2 separate regions of the Homo sapiens genome follow, and region 2 is linked to region 1. The links are chromatin contacts, found by Hi-C or POLR2A ChIA-PET in ENCODE. All regions are on one chromosome and are shown on one strand. Each heading gives the region's core, a stretch centred on a gene start or an enhancer-like site at or near the end of the contact. The rest is flanking DNA. Distances are from core to core; before and after follow the strand shown. Region 1 overlaps ACVRL1 (activin A receptor like type 1). Region 2 overlaps LINC00592 (long intergenic non-protein coding RNA 592).

Region 1 (6,817 bases), core at 103-2,602:
GCCCAGGACTTTCAGATTAACTGAGAGGATATCGAGGCCAAGCATGGCAGGGGGAAGGTCAGTGGGTGTCAAGAGACCCAGGTCTGACCCCGGATGTTTGCTCCATGTGACAAAAGCAGGCCTGTCTCAGGACCTTTTCTTTTCTTTTTTCCTTCTTTTTTTTTTTGACACGGAGTTTCGCTCTTGTTGTCCAGGCTAGAGTGCAATGGCATGATCCCAGCTCACCGCAACGTCTACCTCCCAGGTTCAAATCATTCTCTTGCCTCAGACTCCCGAGTAGCTGGGATTACAGGCACATGCCACCATGCCTGGCTAATTTTGTATATTTAGTAGAAACAGGGTTTCACCATGCTGGCCATGCTGGTCTCGAACTCCTGACCTCAGGTGTTCCACCTACCTCAGCCTCCCAAAGTGCTGGGGTTACAGGTGTGAGCCATCGCGCCTGGCCAGGACCTTTGTTTCTTATCTACATATTGGAAGATTTGGTCCTGATGTCCTTTGAGGCTTCTTTAGCTCTAGTTCTCTGACACTTCAGCCTATATCACAGCTAACTTCTTCAGTCTCATCTATTCCTTATGCTCCAGCCCCTGGCAATTTGCCTCAAGATGGGGGTTTGAAAATAACTTTACCTGACTCAAGGAGTGTCTGGAGCACCTCCTAGTCTAAGTCTGCAAGCTCCAGTTCTTGCCTAAAACCATGCCAGTGGCCACCCTTGGGCTCAGACAGCTCTGGGCCTTTTGACCACAAGCCAGCCCCTCGCCCTCTCTGTGGCATAGTCTTCTCTGCCCCAGGACTGCAGGGCGGCTTCCTCCAAGGCTTCCAAGGCTCAAAAGAAATTTGGCTCCATCCAAGAAGGCTCCAGCTCCCCTACTGGCCCCTGGCTCAGGCCCACACCCCTGGCCAGGCCCAGAGAGTGTGTCTCAGGAGAATTCAATGGCTCTAGAGAGACACACAGAAAGTTTGGCATTTGGAAATTTCAAGGATGTATGTATGCTCACGTATGGAGCAGGTTGTCCTGGTCCCTGGGTGCAGGGAAGTGGGCTGCAGGGAAGTGGATTGGAGGGGAGCTTGAGGAATATAAGGAGCGGGGGTGGAGACTCAGGCTATGGACAAGGACAGCCCCAAGGTTGGGAAGACCTGGCCTTAGTCGTCCTCAGCCTAGGGGCAGGGCAGTGAAGAAAGCTCTCCCCGCTCCTGCTGTAATGACCCAGAGTAGCCTCCCCAGGCCGGCATCTTATGTGTGTCTTCCACCATCCTCATGGTGGCACTTTTCTAGGCCTGTCTCCCAGCATTGTGCAAGGCTCGGAAGAGAACCAGGAAGTGAAACTGGGTGAAAACAGAAAGCTCAATGGATGGGCTAGGTTCCCAGATCATTAGGGCAGAGTTTGCACGTCCTCTGGTCACTGGAATCCACCCAGCCCACGAATCATCTCCCTCTTGAAGGATTTTATTTCTACTGGGTTTTGGAACAAACTCCTGCTGAGACCCCACAGCCAGAAACTGAAAGCAGCAGCTCCCCAAAGCCTGGAAAATCCCTAAGAGAAGGCCTGGGGCAGGAAGTGGAGTGACAGGGGACAGGTAGAGAGAAGGGGGCCCAATGGCCAGGGAGTGAAGGAGGTGGCGTTGCTGAGAGCAGTCTGCACATGCTTCTGTCTGAGTGCAGGAAGGTGTTCCAGGGTCGAAATTACACTTCTCGTACCTGGAGACGCTGTTTGTGGGAGCACTGGGCTCATGCCTGGCACACAATAGGTCTGCAATAAACCATGGTTAAATCCTGAGCTCCGGAGTCTTCCCAGGCCGATGCCTCTGCAGTGGCCCGTCGCAGAGGTCCAGATAAAACCAGAGGGATCCGGGGAGAAGAGGGTCCCAGGATACACGCCCAGCTTTGCCCTTAGACAGGTCACAGTTTCCTCACGCCCCTGCTCAGACCCCCGCGGGGGCCCAAATCTCAGTTCCTACCCCAGATTGGGAGCAGCCTAGTCGCCGCACCTGCCACGTCGCCCTCTGCTGGCCGAGGGCTGCCCAGCGGCCGCCTCCCATCCCCACACAGGGACCGCGGGGCCTTTCCCGGCAGGGTGGGGCAGCCTTCCCCGCACCCGGGGGCCAACGTCTGTGTGCTCACTGACTTGCTGTTCTGCAGGGACTGTCCCCCTAATACCACACCTAGCGAAGAGCGTTCTGCTTCCGAACCGGCAGCTTGGACCCTCCCTCCTCAATTCCTTGTTCTCACTTCCCTTCTCAAATGGGGTCCCCATCTTGCCAGGAGTCAGTCCCCATTCCCAGCATGGGAAGATCCCCTTCCCTGGGGACCTACCTTGTCCTGGGATCAGAAGGCACTTCACACACACATCCCATTCTCACACCCGGAAATTCGGGGCGGGGACATGCTGTGGGGGAGGCAGATACTAAAAGAAGCTGAGAGGGTCCTGGCCCATGGGACTGCCCAGCCTAGAAAATCTGTGCCTTCGTGTTAGACGCCCTCTTAGGGAAACATAGGAAGGGTACACCTTACACCACAGATGACCTTGTGGTCCCTTGCACCCCCAAGGCGGCCTCATGCCTGGAACCTCCTACCCTGGGTTCATGGATCCCCCAACAACACAGCGCCTTCCCAGAGGATTCGGGCACCCGGCCTCAGACCAGCTTTGACGAAATAGGAGCGTTGCTAGCATCCAGCAAAGGCAGCCTTTCCCCTTCCCCTGTGCCTGCCAGACTCTGTCCTTACGTCCTCCCCATGATGTCCAGGCTATGGTGGGAGAGTGGGGAGAAGGGCAGTGGGGAAATTGCAGAGAAAGGGGTACGTGAACGCTGAGCAGGATCTGCGGCAAGATTGGCTCACTGCTCTCCAGTTCTTGCGAAGAGCCCTTGGGAAGTCACCCCGTCCGAGCCCCTGCCTACAAGTAGACCTCAGGGAACCTGCCTGCCTTTGGAGGAAAAAAACCTACTGCTCACTTTACTTCTCTGCAGCTTTGCCCTGACTTCCTCAGGGACCCCAGGCCCCAATTTCCCTATCTAGACAAAGAGGGAGAGGACCATCTGTGTGGTAAAGGCCCTCCCTGAGGGGTGATAGGTGCTATAGCATGCCACAGTGGGGCTGAGGGTAGCTCCTGGAATATGAGCCTTGATGTGGAGGGCCACCCCTTCCCCTGCCAAGGCCTCACCAACAGTTTTTCTCTCCACCCTCCAAGGCACCATCCTCCCTCAGTCCTGCCTTGCACCAGCCTCCAAGGAAGGTGCTGTTTCCTCCATATCCTCACCAACATTAAGATCAACAGCCCAAGAGATGGCAAAGTCCTCACGCCTAGAAGTCCCTGTCCTGGGGGAGGAGTGGGGGGTGCATGTCCTGCGTCCAGTCTCCCAGGGCTGGGACTGATGCTAGCTGTGTAATCATCACTCTGGGTGGGCGACTCTTGGAATGAGCTGCTTCCACCAGGGCCACATTCAGTTTGCTCGAAATAGAGACAGAGGGCTTCTTGACTTTGCATATGATTTGCATAATGTCATAGACACACAGTCTATTTTCAGGCAGTTTTCAGGTTAAAGTGTTGTCACTGCTGCCCTACAGGGTGTCATGTCTGGATGAGTCTCTTCTCTGTTCTTTCTCACCCACCCACTCTTACTGACCTACATCCCCAGCTGCAGGAGCGAATGGTGAGGCAGGGGGAGAATGGGGTTGTCCAGGGAGACACATGGGCAGGGAAATCAAGGGAATTTCCTTATTACCAGCATCACCAGAAACAGAATCTGGTTGCTCAGGGTCAACTGATAGGAAGAGGGTAAGGAATGGGAAGTCAGGTAACCCATCTGCTGTTCTGCACAAACCCTTCCCACCTCTCCTACCAGGAGAACAGCCAGTTCCTGTTTCTCTATTCAGTCTTCTGACAGTTTGAAGAAAGATGTCTAGATAGATAAACCTGTTTCTTTCAGCCACCCATAAAGCCTTGCTTGGCCCAGACATCCCTCATGGGCATTTATTTTCAGCGCTAAGATTAGATCTTCACCTCTTGGGAAATCTGACCTGCAGTCTGTTCCTCTCCTGGGAGCCTTATCTGAGAGATAAGGATCATAGTCTCATGATCAATATTTTTGGAGCACCTGGCACACAGTAGGAGGTCAGTCAGTGCTGGAGTCCCCTCCTCTTCTTCATCTAGAGGTCTGTACCAAGTACCTCATTGTCCCAGGCCTGGATGCTCGACACACACACCAGCCTCTGAGGGCTCAGATGCAGAAACAGACTTACAAGGGCCAGTTGAGGTGACTGTCACTAAGTTATCTGGGACCTTGGCCAGTTGCTCGGCCTCCTCATCTGGAAAGGAGGGGGATTGGTGATTGGTGGAGACTAGGGGCAAAGACAATTCCTATATTATAGCTTGAGCTGTTTGGCAACCTTCCTTGATCACAGAGGGTCAGGGCTGGAGCCCCACCCAGGGCTCCCTCCTGTAGACACTCTGGCTTTGGGGCATGTCTGGTGTGCTGTCTTCCTGTGTACATCAAAGGATCCACCAGATGCCAAGGCAAAGAGCCTGAGAACCTTACTGGGTCCTGGGAAAGGGGAGACCACTTGGTCTGGCTGCCCAGCCGCCACGCACTACCCAGAATTCCCTGTCCCATGTCCAGCCCCCAGGACCTGCCTCATCCCCTCAGGCAGGCGTTTCCTGTTGATAAGAAGCTCCGTCACAAACACTGATAAAGACATGAAAAAAGGAAATCGACAGGCTTGGGTATAATGGGCATTTTGTCTGCCTTTTCTACCCCTCTTCCTTCTCCCAGAACCGCCCACTCCACACCCCCACCTCATACCACTTCCCAGAACTGAGGAGAAAGGATTCCCCTACCTCCACCATGGGCCCTATTTGATAGTCTCCAGGAATTTGGCCTGAAGGCTTACACAGGTCTCAGAAGAGGGACCCAGCTTGGCCTGGGTCAGGATGGGAGCCCTGAGGCAGTAAGCACTGGGTGCTGGGAGGCCCCAGGCCAGGGAAATGGGCAGCAGCACCTAGAGGAAGGACAGTCCAGTGCAGGTCTAATCGAGGACCGTCCTCTTCCCTCCTCCTCTCCTCCCAGAGGCTTGGATCCAAGTGGTGGTTAGGTGGCTAGATAGTCTATAATTAGTGCATTTTCCTTAATTTTAGTCTCAAGCTTGTTACTGGAAAATCTCATTAATTTTGAGTCTACTAATTTGGAATCTATGATCCTTCAGGCCAAGAGGCTGAACTGATGTTTAGAAAAATAAACAAAGCAAACAAGTTTTCGAGGCAGGCCCTACCACCCTTCTTGTGTTGGATTTGTAAGTTCAACTTGACAAAGGTAGTTGTCCTAAAGCGCTGGGCCTGCAGTTGAGATAACCTGCCACCAGGTGGGTGATGAGGCCTGCCACTGGTGTTTTAAGTAGTCATTGCTCATGGACAGATGTTTTAAAGATTTTATATTCAATGATTCTTTCTTCCTCTTCTCCAGAGATGCAACTCCTTAATAAAACAGTAAGACAAACACAGAAAAGTGGAATAGATGGTTCTAAGTGGCCAGCATTTAACAGAAAAACAACAGCCAGCATATACAACTTGGAGATTTTCTTGATTTAACTGTTTTCCAGTCCTGGTTGCCACCCAGCTAGGGCCTTATCCTGGTTTCAGGCCCTCACATCTCTCATTGCATTTTTGACACTTGGTGGAAGGAGCAGAGGAGTAAAGAGCAAAGGGTTTTATCCAAGTCAAAATTCCAGCTGTTCTACCCTGGTCCAGTGGCTCACTCCTGTAATCCTAGAACTTTGGGAGGCTGAGGCGGGCAGATCACTTGAGGCCAGGAGTTTGAGACCAGCCTGGCCAACATGGTGAAACCTCATGTCTACTAAAGATACAAAAAATTAGCCAGGCGCGGTGGTGGGCACTTGTCATCCCAGCTACTCTGGAGGTTGGGGTGGGAAAATTGCTTGAACCTGGGAGGCGGAGGTTGCAGTGAGCTGAGATCACACCACTGTACTCCAGCCTGGGAGACAGAGTGAGATTCTGTCTCAAAAAATAAAACAAAACAAAACAAAAACAAAATTCCAGCTGTTTTGTTGGATTTTACTTACTTACTTATTTATTTATTTTGAGGCAGGATCTTGCTATATCACCTAGGCCGGTCACAGGCTCCTAGGCTCAAACAATCCTCCTGAGACAGCCTCCTGGGTAGCTGAGACTACAGGTGCATGTCACCATCCTGGCTAATTTTTTTTACTTTTAATTTTTTTTAGAGATAGAAGTCTTACTCAGATGTTGCTCAGACTGGCCTCAAACTCCCAGCCTCAAGTCATCCTCCCACCTGGGCCTCCCGAGTAGCTAGGATTACAGGTGCAAGCTACCACGCCTAGCCTACCTGTTGTTTTAGTAATTCGACAAATTTATTCTAAATTTATATGGAAGAGTATAAGTTCATGAATAACTAAGTCAATTTTCTTTATTTTGGGTTATTTTCTGACTATGTTATGCATTCACATGATTCAAAAGCCAATGCATCTACATTGGAGTAGTGTGGGAATGAAAAAAAAAAATTAAAATAAAGAAATAAAGGCCGGGTGTGGTGGCTCATGCCTATAATCCCAGCCCTTTGGGAGGCCGAGGTGTTTGAGTCCAACCTGGGCAGCAAAGAAAGAATTAGTCCCTACAGAAAATTAAAACAGTGTAGTATTCCACTCTTTGAATGTACCAGTCCCCTATTTTTGGAAGTTTTGTTTTTTTCCAGTTTGGGGCCATTATAAGCAAGGCTGCAGTGAATAAATTTGTGTATACATTATTTTCCTTTATTCCAGTATTTCTGTAAGATACATTCTAAAAAG
Region 2 (6,841 bases), core at 1,948-4,447, 300 kb after region 1:
TTTGCCATACCCCCTCCATTCTTTAGGCACTCCCTTGCTTTCTAAAACAAGATGTTCCTGGCTCATCTTGTGCTTTCCCTATCCCACCCATGGCATTGGCCATCTTTCCAAGGAACAGTGGTTTCTCTTGGTGGAGAATGAGATATGGAAACCGAGATCTGGGCACTAGTTCCCCTCATTGCTTTTGAGAGTCGTTCAGTTTGTCAGTGATTCTTGGACTGGAATCAGGGGAAGGATGTTTCCTTTAAGCTTTAATATTCGAAACCAGCAACTCTAAGTCTTGTTTGGGTGGTGGGCAACATGGAAATAATGAGACCTTTAATGAAAAAATATAATCTATTGATTGAATAAACAATGTTCTACAGGAAATAAAATCATCAGTGGAGTTAGCAAATACATGTGCATATCTGTATATGTGTTTATGTAAATATACATCTACACAATTTAAATCTGTATCTATCTATCTATCTATCTATCTATCTATCTATCTATCTATCATCTACCATCTATCTATCTATCCATCATCTATCTATCTATCCATCTATCTGTCTATCTGCCTATCTTGAAGGCCTTGAGTCCACACTGAAAACTCCAATACCAAACCCATGATCACATGGTTCATTCAGTTCCTCCCTTTCCATACTTATAAATCCTTTCTCCCTTAGTGAGAAGTGTGTCTTCCATCATACCTGTGTGTATAATCAGTCTGTCTGTGTAGCCACCACTGCCAGCACAGGTGCCCTTGTCTGTACTGGGACAAAAACCCTCCCAGCTGCTGCCCTGGCACAATGTCTGCCTTCCTGGACCCAACTAATAGCTTTGGGACTAAATTATTTAGGAAGGCAGGCAGCTCTTTGGACATTTTGCTGACCAATGAATCATGACTTTTCCTGATCTTTGGAATGTTTTGCTTATAACTTTTTCTTAAAAATGATATGTTTTGCCATTTTTTTTTTTGAGACAAGGTTTCACGCCTGTCACCCATGGTGGAGTGCAGTGGCACGATCTTGGCTCACTGTAACCTCTGCCTCCCAAACTCAAATGATTCTCCTGCTTTAGCCTCCTGAGTAGCTGGGACCACAAGCTCATGCCACCATGCCCGGTTAATTTTTTTTTTCCTGTGGAGACGGGGTTTTGCTATGTTCCTCCAGGCCGGTCTCAAACTCCTGAGCTCAAGTAATCTGCCTGCCTCAGCCTCCCAAAGAGCTGGGATTACAGGCGTGAGCCACCGTGCCTGGCCTGTTTTGCCATTATTAAAGTACCAAATTTCATGAATAACTTCTGCAAAGGAGAACCATTTATTTATGCACAACACTTCTGACAGCAAATGTGTGAGTTTTCTACACAAAACAATTCTCCAGTTCTCTGCAGACACCAACTGGGTGTCCTACAATTTAATTTAGTTTGAACACTAACTACCCAGGGTAGGGGAGAGCCTGCAGGTTAAAGTCTCAGTCCCACAAGACTGCTCCCATTTCAGATGCCAATCGCAAGTACTGGGTACTCACACCTCTGTGTAGTTTGGCCACCAATCCAGGGTTCCCACAACCCGCTCCTTAGGTTCAATAATTTAATGGCTCACAGAACTCAGAGACACTTTCTTTAGGTTTACTGGTTTATCATAGAGGAGATTATAGAAGACAGACATGAATAGTCAGATGAAGAGGAAATAGGACAAGGTCTGGAAGGGTCCTGAGTGCAGGAGCTTCTGTCCCTGTGGAGTTGCGAGGCACCGCCCTCCTGGCACATGGATGCATTCTCCAACCTGGAAGCTCTCCTACCTCATAGTTTAGGGATTTTTATGGACACTTCAACACATAAGCATTATCAATTATTACTCAATCTTTAGCCCCACTCTCCTCCCCAGAGCGTGGGGAATGGGGCTGAAAGTTCCAAGCTTCTAATCAGACATTGACCTTTCTTATGACCAGCCCCTATCCTGATGCTCTCCAGGAGCCCACTGGCAGTCAGCTCATTAGAACCAAAACCCCACTCCTATTGTCCAGGAAATTAGGAGCTCTGTGTCAGGAACAGGGATTGAAGACTAAATATTAGAAAAAAAGTTGCTCCTAGCACCCCTATCACTCAGGCTATTACAAGGGTTTAGGAGTTCTGTGTCAAGTGCTGGGGGCAGAGACCCAATATATATATTGAATTATGACATAATTTGGAGAACAGAGAAAGGGAGTCAATCATAATTCCAGCCCTCAGTACAACCATTGTTTAGTATTTAAACATATTTCATTTTAGTTTTTTCCTCCAGTGCACCTGTTTTTCTTTTAAGCATAATTGTAAGTATAGTGTTGCTACCTCTTTCCATTCTCCATGTTTACTTAAGACAATAAAAACATTCACTGCTTATGAAATACCTGGCACATACCAAGATCTGTATAGATTGTTTTCTCTTTCTCATTTAATCCTTAACATAATCCTGGGAAGCAGGCATTTTCCTGACACTAGAGATAAAGAAACCAGGGCTCAGGGAGTCTCAGTTGCACTTTGGATAAGTGATAGAGCTAGGATTGGAACCTGGATATCTTTGACTCTGAAATCTCTGCTCTACCCATTGTGATATCCAGCCTTCCCAAGGCGTAAGTATTTTTTTTTTTGATAGTACAACACTATTCCCATAACTCTGATTTTACATGCAGACATATTATGCTAATGAGAGATGGTTTCACAACTTAACCACGCCTCTGTTGTAGAACACATGAGCTACTTTCTCTCACTCTATAAATAATGCCGTGATTGATATCTTCATGGATATGGCTTTTAACCAAATTGTTTTTCTAAAGGGTTGCCCTAATTTGAATGCCAGACTTAAACCGTAATAGCATATTATTATCTAAAAAAATAGTTGGTGCTTTTTTAGGCAACAGTATCTTGGTTTAATCAGCACATAGTTGAATACAGGCTTGGCTTTATTCAAGAAACATTTAAAGGGTACCTGCTATATACCAGGAATGATGGTAGGAATGGAAGATACACAGGTGTTTGCATTATACGACTCACTCAGAAAGCCAAAACCAGGGCGTTTCAATTACTCTAACCCATGACTCACTCAGCTGATGGTTTCAGGGGCTGTGCTGAAGAAGCCTTGGTGATATGGGTGCAAATGCCAAAAACATGGGTAAGTCTCACTGGCTCAGGGAAAATGTGATGCAGAGTAGGTGGCATTGCCAGCTGATGAGTGTGACAGTTACTAAGTTACTGTCTCTAGCTCCAAACCCACACTTAGACTTTCAGCTTTGGGGTGCTGGAGCCGACTCATACGGCTCACATGTGCCTTGTCAGCTGGCTTCTGGCTGGGATGTGCAGATAGGGGGCGCCAGAGGGAGACTTCGAGGCGTTGCTTTCTGTGGGCATCCCATCTGCTTGCTGTTCTTGTGGGCAGTGCGTCTTCACCCTGCCATCCGGTTGGCAGTTTTCCCTACACTTGGAGAATCAGCCTCATTGTGCCCTCCCACTCAGAGATGCCAGCACCAGCCAGCCTGGTACTGGTACTGTACTACCCCTTTCTCAGAGCTCTGGGCCCCAGGCCCACAGGGCCCTGCTTTTAGCACCTGCCGAGCAGTGCTTCCTCCTTAACAGTTTGAGTTTCAGGGGCTCCTCCTCTAAGTTTCCAAGTTTTCATAACCTCTAACTTCTTCCCTCTGTCACCTCACCCCTAGCTATGGTAGCTACTTCTGCTAGTTCTGTGATATTTTAGAGTTAGTTACTCTTTCACTTACCCAGTCAACAACTCTAAACCTAGTTAATAATTCTATTTATGTATTTATTTTTTGAGACAGGGTTTCATTCTGTCACCAAGGCTGGAGTGCAGTGGCGTGATCTTGGTTCACTGCAACCTCTCCCTCCCGGACTCAAGCCATCCCCCTGCCTCTGTCTCCTGAGTAGCTGGAATTATAGATGTACACCACCACACCTGACTAGTTTTTTAATTTTTTGTGAAGACGGAGTTTTGCAGTGTTGCCTGGGCTGGTCTCAACTCCTGGGCTCAAGAAATCCACCTGCCTCTGCCTCCCAAAGTGCTGGGATTACAGATGTGAGCCACCGTGCCAGCCTTAGTTAATAATTCTTTACTCTGTTCAAAGAACTGGTGTGGGTATTGTCTCCTTATTGAACCTGACTGATAATGGACAGGCCTTGAGCCCCCAAGTTGCTGAGGCCCTTATGGTAACCACATGTGTTATTTTGTTTTAGTTAACAGTGTACACAGAGACATGAGGAAATTGTAAAGTTGATTTTAAATCAACTTTAAATCAATAAAGTTGATTTAAAAAAAATCTTTGAGGATTGGTTGAAGTCTGTTTAATAAGCCATTTGAACTTGGGATCCCCTACCCCACTCAGAATAGCCAAATTCTGTCCCTCCTCTCCTCAGCAGAGGTTTATTCTCCAGAGATGGCTAGATAGAGGGTCTTTGTAACAAGGTACGGTACATCCTATTGAGGGAATAGGCACCTTACTGAAAAGATAAGAGAGTAAGTGAAGGTTTACAACTGAATGCTGAGACCCCTCTGTCCTCTTCTTTCATTTTGTTTCCAGAATGCTGGAAGCCAAGCTTGCACATTCTAGGCAGCCATTTGGAAGATTCTTCTCTGCGCATGACCAGCTGAAAAGGAAAAACCCCGAAACATTGGCACTGTGATTTCTCCATGTGAACAGTTTAGTTCGCCGAGGTGGACATGCCTCATTCATGCTTATGGAGTGACCGACCAGCCTTTAGTGACACCCCCTGAAATGTGAGTCATCCATGGGTCACTAGTCATTGGAGAAGAGCCCCTTATACAAAACTTGGAGCTCAGACCACAAACAACAACAACAATCCAAAAAATAAAAAAATGAAAAATTAGGAGCAGAGACTAAATGGAAAGATGGAAATATTAAAATAAAAATATTATTTTAAAAATTAATATGTATTAAAATTTTATTTAAAGTAAAAATAAATAAAATAAAAAAATTAATATTAATTAATACCAATATTCTCCCTTTTATTAATATCATCAGAAAAAGAAGATATTTCATCCTGGAAACAAGAGCAGAATGCAATAAAAAAGGTGTAGTCAAAAAACAAGATGAGCCCTAGGAAGTTAAAACAATGATAGCAGAAATGAAAAATTTAGTTAAAGGCTTTGAAGAGAATATGAAAGAAATCTAGAGAGTAGAGAAAAAGGACAAAGTGCTAGGAAACAGGAGAGCAAAGATTAGAAAATCAGAGACCCAGTTCAGGAGTTAGTTCCAGCACTGAATAAGGAGAGTCCCAGAAAGAGAAAACAGAAAGAATGTAAAGGAAGAAAACTCAAAGAAATAGCTTGAGAAAATTTCCTGAACTGAAAGATATGAGCTTGTTGATGCAATAGCCCACGAAATCCCCAAAAGATCGAGTCATTTCACTGGCACAGGGAAGATTCAACAAACTTATGATTGGGGGGAGAAGATTTCACATGAGAAATCTAGAATCAGAATGGTTTCAGACTTTTCAGTAGCAATACTGGTGGCTAGAAGGCAATGGGCACCCTTAAAATACTGAGGGCAAACATTTTACAACTCGGAATTCCACAGCTGCCAAAATTATGAATTAGTCATGAGAATAAAAAGATTCAGACACATACTTTCTCAACACATTTTCCTCACAAACCTCAGAAAGCTACCAGAGGATATGCTCTATCAAAACTAGAAAGTAAACTAAGGAAGAGATAGAATGTAGGAGAGAGAAAGTCCCCAGCAAGAGACAAATCTTAGCCTGATGATGGTGATGGGAGGTACCAAGGTGAGAGCAGTGCATCAGGTCTAGAGACCACCCAGTCCAGGTGGGAATGGGGAGAGACTCTGAGGAAAATGGCTCCAGATGATGAAATTGATAGAATCGTTGACATGTTCTATCAATCTATCAATGAGGGAGATTCTGGAATGATTCATTAACTCTGGGAAAAGTGAAAGTAGGGAAGCATATTGATTGAATGGTTCCAAAAGTAAATGAAGTATACTATACTCCTTTGCTCTGAATATCAATTAATGAAATAATTCTATCAGGATGAAGGGAGATGGGAAATACAGTGGCCCTGGGATGGTTGTTAAAGAGAGGTAAATTCTTACTTTTCAGAGTGAGAAGTCAATAGTTAATGCTCAAACCTGAAAAGTCGAGAAGTAGCAGTATAAATATGTTATTTAGAGATATGGATATAAGATTTAAAATAGAAGGCTAAAACTTGAATGTGGTTGCCATTGGGGAGTAGACATCGTGTGTAGGTAAGAGCTGTTACTTTTCATAATGAGTCTTATGGTTTACTTCTTTAAATCACACATGTATAAATGTGTTTTTTTGAAACAAGGTCTCACTTTGTTATCCAGGCTGAAGTGCAAAGGCATAATCATAGCTCACTGGAGCCTTTATCTCCCGGGTTCAAGTGATCCTCCCACTTCAGTCTTCTGAGTAGCTAGGACTACAGGTGCATGCCACTTTGCTCTTCAAAAAAAATTTTTTTTTTTGTAGAAACAGGGTCTCACTATGTTGCTCAGGCTGGTCTTGAACTCCTGGACTTAAGTGATCTTTCTGTCTTGGCCTCCTAAAGTGTTAGGATTACAGGTGGGAGCCACCATGCCCAGCCAGCATGTATAGCTTTGATAAAAATTTATATATCCATATCAATATTTATCTATCTATCTCTGGAGCATATTGGAAAGTGGTGGTTGAAGTGGAGAAGGGTGACTTTTTTTTTTTTTTTCCTCGTGCTGCTGGGAAAATTAGCCAATAGTATAAAAAGCTAATCAGCTAATGGTGGTGGATGGGGAAGTTTGGTCTTTTGCTAGAGCCCAAAGCAGCTTCATCAGAAGCTTTG

What was found. A loop is a pair of places that touch in the nucleus more often than their neighbours do. ChIA-PET counts read pairs that join two places held with the same protein, here RNA polymerase II (POLR2A).
Region 2: a map with no recorded cell type shows a loop between it and region 1 (2.5-fold over the local background). The contact joins two enhancer-like sites. A Hi-C loop is called at or near these places in 1 of 37 single-sample maps with no recorded cell type. POLR2A ChIA-PET finds 5 or more read pairs at or near these places in 1 of 52 experiments (RWPE1).

What each region holds. Positions count from the first base shown.
Region 1 is chr12:51,921,584-51,928,400 of GRCh38, forward strand. It overlaps ACVRL1 (activin A receptor like type 1), which reads left to right. Exons shown (of 10, transcript NM_000020.3): 10 at 1-1,778. Among named protein-coding and RNA genes, the nearest start is that of ACVRL1, 17 kb to the left of the region's middle. RefSeq lists enhancers at 1,433-1,482, 2,268-3,099. Within about 2 kb of position 1,353, at least 23 of the 41 ENCODE cell types and tissues checked have a DNase peak (open chromatin) inside an H3K27ac peak, as active enhancers do.
Region 2 is chr12:52,218,899-52,225,739 of GRCh38, forward strand. LINC00592 (long intergenic non-protein coding RNA 592) reads left to right here. Exons shown (of 5, transcript NR_027358.2): 4 at 3,079-3,130; 5 at 4,548-4,982. Among named protein-coding and RNA genes, the nearest start is that of LINC02874, 8.7 kb to the left of the region's middle. RefSeq lists an enhancer at 3,053-3,132. Within about 2 kb of position 3,198, at least 8 of the 41 ENCODE cell types and tissues checked have a DNase peak (open chromatin) inside an H3K27ac peak, as active enhancers do.